2 separate regions of the Homo sapiens genome follow, and region 2 is linked to region 1. A link is a loop called in an ENCODE intact Hi-C map of the cell type or tissue named here. Cell type or tissue: PC-9. All regions are shown on one strand. Each heading gives the region's core, and the rest is flanking DNA. Links, peaks and the distances in the headings are about the cores only. Region 1 holds the start of DDX41 (DEAD-box helicase 41). Region 2 holds the start of TMED9 (transmembrane p24 trafficking protein 9).

Evidence for each region. Peaks named below come from ENCODE experiments on the same cell type or tissue, not always from the same donor. Only the 100,000 strongest peaks of a DNase experiment are listed, where the experiment ranks them.
Region 2: it touches region 1 in a loop (6-fold over the local background); 29 of 110 quality-filtered maps call a loop at or near these places.

The regions. Positions count from the first base shown.
Region 1 is chr5:177,515,542-177,518,562 of GRCh38, reverse strand. It overlaps DDX41 (DEAD-box helicase 41), which reads left to right and starts at 1,602. Exons shown (of 17, transcript NM_016222.4): 1 at 1,602-1,644; 2 at 1,728-1,838; 3 at 2,116-2,275; 4 at 2,370-2,444; 5 at 2,574-2,634; 6 at 2,742-2,878. The coding sequence starts at 1,618. RefSeq lists enhancers at 1,238-1,507, 1,536-2,360. In PC-9, for the core only: no CTCF peak of the experiment used is centred there; a DNase peak (open chromatin) is centred at 1,362; H3K4me3 peaks cover 2,017 bases; H3K27ac peaks cover 1,444 bases.
Region 2 is chr5:177,590,543-177,593,302 of GRCh38, reverse strand. It overlaps TMED9 (transmembrane p24 trafficking protein 9), which reads right to left and starts at 1,100. Exons shown (of 5, transcript NM_017510.6): 1 at 905-1,100; 2 at 628-728. The coding sequence starts at 1,088. In PC-9, for the core only: no CTCF peak of the experiment used is centred there; a DNase peak (open chromatin) is centred at 1,232; H3K4me3 peaks cover 1,672 bases; H3K27ac peaks cover 460 bases; H3K27me3 peaks cover 125 bases.

The DNA.
Region 1 (3,021 bases), core at 227-2,726:
GACCAAGTCATTCCTTAGAAGTCTCTAATAAAGTTGAAACCACTTACTCTGACAGTCACAGCAGGCATGCTCTGGTCGCAATCTCCTTTTCTGGCCTTAGGTCTGGCTTCCCCATCCCACCCTTGCCGCAATGCTGTTGCCTAGTGAATCTGTGTACTTGCACATCGCCAGACCTGTATTCCTGCAGCGCCCTGGCCCAGGACGCCTCTCCTCTCCCGGCCTGAGATTGCCATGTATTTGGGTGTTGTGAGCAGGACCAGAAACCATGTCCTCCTCCATCCCTCCCAGGTTGAGACCCACCATGGGACTGGCAGTAAGCACCAGCTTATTTTTTTTATAGAGATGGGGTCTTGCTATGTTGTCCAAGCTGGTCTTGAACTCCTGGCTTCAAGCGATCCTCCTGCCTTGGCCTCCCAGAGAGCTGGGATTACAGGAATGAGCCACTGTGCCCAGCCTAAGCTTTCTTTACTAAAGAAGACTTCATGAATTCCTGTGTATCCTTCACATCCCAGCTAAGAGGCCATTGTACTGTGAAAACTATGACACTTCGAAAAGCGGTACCTTGTCTTAGGATCTTTCTCTTTAAGACCAGTTATCTGTCTATATTTCTAGTCTCAATCTACATAAGCTCCTCGCACACCAGGTATGTGTCTTGATTATCATCTGCTTGAGCGCAGTGCCAGCGCCCAGCACACACTCTTGAAGGCAAGAAAGCACAGAGCTGACCAAGTCATTCCTTAGAAGTCTCTAATAAAGTTGAAACCACTTACTCTGACAGTCACAGCAGGCATGCTCTGGTCGCAATCTCCTTTTCTGGCCTTAGGTCTGGCTTCCCCATCCCACCCTTGCCGCAATGCTGTTGCCTGGTGAATCTGTGTACTTGCACATCGCCAGACCTGTATTCCTGCAGCGCCCTGGCCCAGGACGCCTCTCCTCTCCCGGCCTGAGATTGCCACGCTTCCCTGGAAGCGCCCCCCAGGCAGCTCTGTTAGAGCATTTACAGTAATAACCGTTTACATTTATACAGGGCCTCCCACTTCAAAACCACTGCCATCCGTATCTGATGCGTGCCCCACCAGTGAACGTATGTGTCACACAGGCGCAGTCAGGGAGGCAGGGTGTGTCGAGCGGTTTATCCCGCAACCCCGGCGTCCCCGGCAGGGATGAAAGCGCAGGGCCCACGCGAACTCGGCCCGCAGCTCCCGGCCCTAGAGGACGCACTGTCCGCCGGCAGGGGCGTGCCCAAGACGCCATGCTCTGGGAGAGGTTGGGCACCTGGCAGGCCGCCCCGACTCCGGATCAGCTGTCTCCGCTGCGTACGTCTTCCTCTTCCAATGGGCTTGGATTGAGCCTTCTAGCGCATATTCCAAGTCCTCCAATGTCCCACAATGCCTTGCAGCCGGTTTCGCCCTCGGTCCTGGCAACTGTCGCGTAACCACCCATGAAAGCGTCCATGCCTCGCCGTGCGATAGTATCTCCGGAACAAATTTGTCCCTCTGCGCGATCCGGAACTCCGAGGTCGTTCCTACGCGCCGTCGTTCGCCTCTTCACATCGGATTGGGTCTCACGCAAGGATGAGGCGGGGTTTCGCCGTGGCGCGCATGCGTGCAGCAAAGAATGGAGGAGTCGGAACCCGAACGGAAGGTAGGAGAGAGGCGAGACCCCGCGCGTGTGGGAGCGGGCGTGAAGAGGGGAGCAGGCCGTGCCTGACTGGCGTGTGCTTGCAGCGGGCTCGCACCGACGAGGTGCCTGCCGGAGGAAGCCGCTCCGAGGCGGAAGATGAGGACGACGAGGACTACGTGCCCTATGTGCCGTTACGGCAGCGCCGGCAGCTACTGGTGAGGGGCACGCGTCCGGGGAGGGATGGGGCCGTGACCGCGGGGTCGCAGGGGGCGGGCGTGGCCTCGGCCTCCGTGGGGAGGAGGGCAGTCTGAGGAGTGAGCTTCAGTACACCAGGGCGCGGCCCCCAGACAAACGAGGGACCGACGGCTTGATCTGAGGGGTAGGGCAGCTTTGCGCCTCGGGCACAGGATCCTCGCCCCAAAGCCAGGATCCTGACGCTGACCTTGTGGACTCCATGCCCATCCTATCTGTGGATCCCGGGTGGAACCTCAGCTCCAGAAGCTGCTGCAGCGAAGACGCAAGGGAGCTGCGGAGGAAGAGCAGCAGGACAGCGGTAGTGAACCCCGGGGAGATGAGGACGACATCCCGCTAGGCCCTCAGTCCAACGTCAGCCTCCTGGATCAGCACCAGCACCTTAAAGAGAAGGCTGAAGGTGGGCTGGGCAGCACTGCCTGGGCGAGAAAGAAGAAGCTGAGCCTGGTACACCGTTTTGGTATCTGTCTGACATCTTCCACTTCTTTTCTCAGCGCGCAAAGAGTCTGCCAAGGAGAAGCAGCTGAAGGAAGAAGAGAAGATCCTGGAGAGTGTTGCCGAGGGCCGAGGTATGGTTGTAGCCAGGATAGTGAGAAGGTGGACTGAGTCTTCTCCTCCCAGCCCCAGGCATGTTATATCTCAAGGGATCTGGCTTCTCAGAAGCAGGAGCCAGCCCTGAGCCATGTCTCTCTCTTCAGCATTGATGTCAGTGAAGGAGATGGCTAAGGGCATTACGTATGATGACCCCATCAAAACCAGGTATGTCTGTACAGTCTGCAGTTGCCCTTGCTTAGGATGGTACATGCAGGGATGCTCCCAGGCCAGCTATTCCCAGGGCTCTCTTGATCCCTGTTACCCATCCACAGCTGGACTCCACCCCGTTATGTTCTGAGCATGTCTGAAGAGCGACATGAGCGCGTGCGGAAGAAATACCACATCCTGGTGGAGGGAGACGGTATCCCACCACCCATCAAGAGCTTCAAGGAAATGAAGTTTCCTGCAGGTAGTCAGGGGCTGGAGAGAGATACCACACTTTTATAATCAAATGCCTGTGAGGTTATGTCCTGGCTCCCACTGAGCTCAGCCACATCTGCATTGGATCCAGTCACTGGGGCTGGAGGGATTTGAGGAGGAGTTTCTTTAGGT
Region 2 (2,760 bases), core at 1-2,500, 75 kb before region 1:
CCTGGCTGGAGTGCAGTGATGCTATCTCAGCTCACTGCAGCCTCAGCTTCCCAGGTTCAAGCAATTATCGTGCCTTAGCCTCCCAAGTATCTGGTATTAGAGGTGTGCGCCACCACACCCGGCTCATTTTTTTTTTTTTTTTTTTTTGTATTTTTACTAGAGACGGGGTTTGCCAGACGGAGGTTGCCCAGGCCGGTCCTGAACTCCCGGCCTCAAGTGATCCACCCGCCTCGGCATCCCAAAGTGCTGGGATTACAGGCAAGAGCCACCACACCCCGCCATGAGTTTTTTAACGAAAAGTGACAGAAGGTGAGAGCTGAAGGGTTTTGCCGTTCGTTTTAATATCCTTACTTGGGAAGATTAAAAGCTGCTCATTTTGTGGGGAAAGTATCATGTTCTGTGAAATCTTAAAGTCTAGATGACTTTAAGAGTTGACAAAACTCTTTGATTTTTATCACCACAATTAATCCGCCCATTTCACAGACCGGGCGGGGTCTGCAAGTCAGCAGGATATTCCCACAACATCAACTGTCTCTCCCACTTTAGCAGATGCAGGAACTAGAAGAGGAAGTACCGGAGCCCGCCTAGCTGAGAGGCTGGCGGAGAGGAGGGGGGCGGTTGGCTCACCTTGTCCTCTGGGTCCTTCACCTCCACAAACATGCCAAGCCCCGGGGTGGCCGGCTGGTACTCCTCCCGCTGCTTGTCATACAGCTGCGTCCGGTAGTTTCCTTGAGGGAAGCAGGGCGAGCCCAGGTCAGAGGAGCGCGAGGTGGCATGGGTTCCGCGACCGCCTGGGCACGGCGAGGCCGTCTCCTCCCGGCTCTAGAGAGCTGACTGTCTCGCATCCCCCGCCCCAAGACCACGGTCACGTTCCAAACTCGCCCCTTCCTCCCCGCCCCCGCACCTATGACCATGGTCTCGTCCGGGATCTCCTCAATAAAGCACTTCTTCTCCGTCTCTCCGATGTGAAAGTAGAGCGCGCTTCCGCGCGTCGCCAGCCACAGCACCAGCAGGAGGGTCCGCATCACTCTACCCAGCCCGGTTCCGGGCCGGGGCCGGACGAGCAGCACGCCCAGCTCCACAGCCATCTTGCTCCACCTGCCTGCGCAGCCGCAGCCGGCCGCGCCACGTCGCCCTGCCGCCGCCGCGGTGCCTGCCGGGACCGCGAGTTCCGCCGGGTGGACCACAAATCCCGAGATGTCCCGCGGCCCTGGCGCGGCAGTACCTGATTGGGGCGCGGCTTTTACCTGAGAGAGAGCGGGTGCCCTAGAATAAAAACTTATTTCCGTTGACTCTCTTCATGGCCTGGCAACTGACGATGGTTACCAGCTTTTCATAGATGAAACTGAGGTCGTTTGTTTGAGGTTGCGGAGCGAATTGCGAACAGAGACAGGATTCGAACCTAGGATCCCTGACTTTCCTTGGCACAGCATCTACCAGTCTTGATTTGCTTCTACCTTTAAAAATGAATTTAAAGAGAACGACCAAATAATGCACAAATGTATTATCAAAAAAGATTAAAAGAAATAAAAGGCAAGGTCTCCCATTACCACTTCTTTGTCCTCATACCCTGTCCACTCCTAAATCGGGTGTTACCCTCTCAAGCATTTCTCCGATCACACACACACACAAACACACACACAGCCTCTGCTGCCAGATCCCAACTGCAATGGCTCGTTACTAGCAATTCTACAGAAATAGAAAGGATCATAAGAGAGTACTATGAGCAAATATAAGCCAACAAATTGGATAACGTAGATGAAATGGACAAATTCATAGAAATGCAAAACTGACTCAGAATAGATAATATAATCTGAATAAACCTATAACTAGTGAGGAGATTGAATCAGTAATTTAAAAAAAATCATCCTTACTTAATATAGTTAAGATGTCAATACTATCCAAAGCAATCTACAGATTTAATGCAATTCCTGTCAAAATCCCAATGACATTTTTTGTAGAAACAGAGAAACTCATTCTACAATTCATATACTCTCAAGGGATTTCGATTAGCCAAAACAATCCTGAAAAATAAGAATAAAGCTGAAGAACTCACACTTCCTGATTTCAAAACTTACTTCCAAGCTTCAGTCATCAAGACAGTGTGGTACTGGCATATAGACAGACATATAGACCAATGGAATACAATAGAGAGCCCCAAGATATGCCCTCCCATATATGGTCAAATAATTTTTAACAAGGAGACCAAGCCCATTCAATGCGGGGAGGAGGGACAGTCTTTCTAACAAATGGTGCTGGGAAAACTGGATATCCACATGCAAAAAAGTGAAGGTGGTTCCTTCTCTAACACCATAGATAAAAATTCACCCAAAAAGACCCACAACTTTTAAAATCCCAAAGCATAAAACTCATAGAAAACATATGGCAAAGGGTTTACCACATCGGATTTGGCAACAGACTTCCTGGATATGACACTAAAGGCACAGGCAACAAAAGAAAAAATAGACAAATTGGACTTTATGAAAATTAAAACATTTTGTGCATCAAAAGACTCTGTAGCAGAGTAAAGAGGCAACCCACAGAATGGAAGAAAATATTTGCAAATCATATATCTGACAAAGGATTAATATCCAGAATATGCAGAGACTCCTAAAACTCAGCAACAAAATAAGAACAATCTCATTCAAAAACCACAACAAAGGGCTTGAATAGACATTTCTCCAGTGATCAACAAGTGGCCAGTGAGCACATGAAAAGATACTCAACATCACTAATCATTAGAGAAACACAAATCACAAT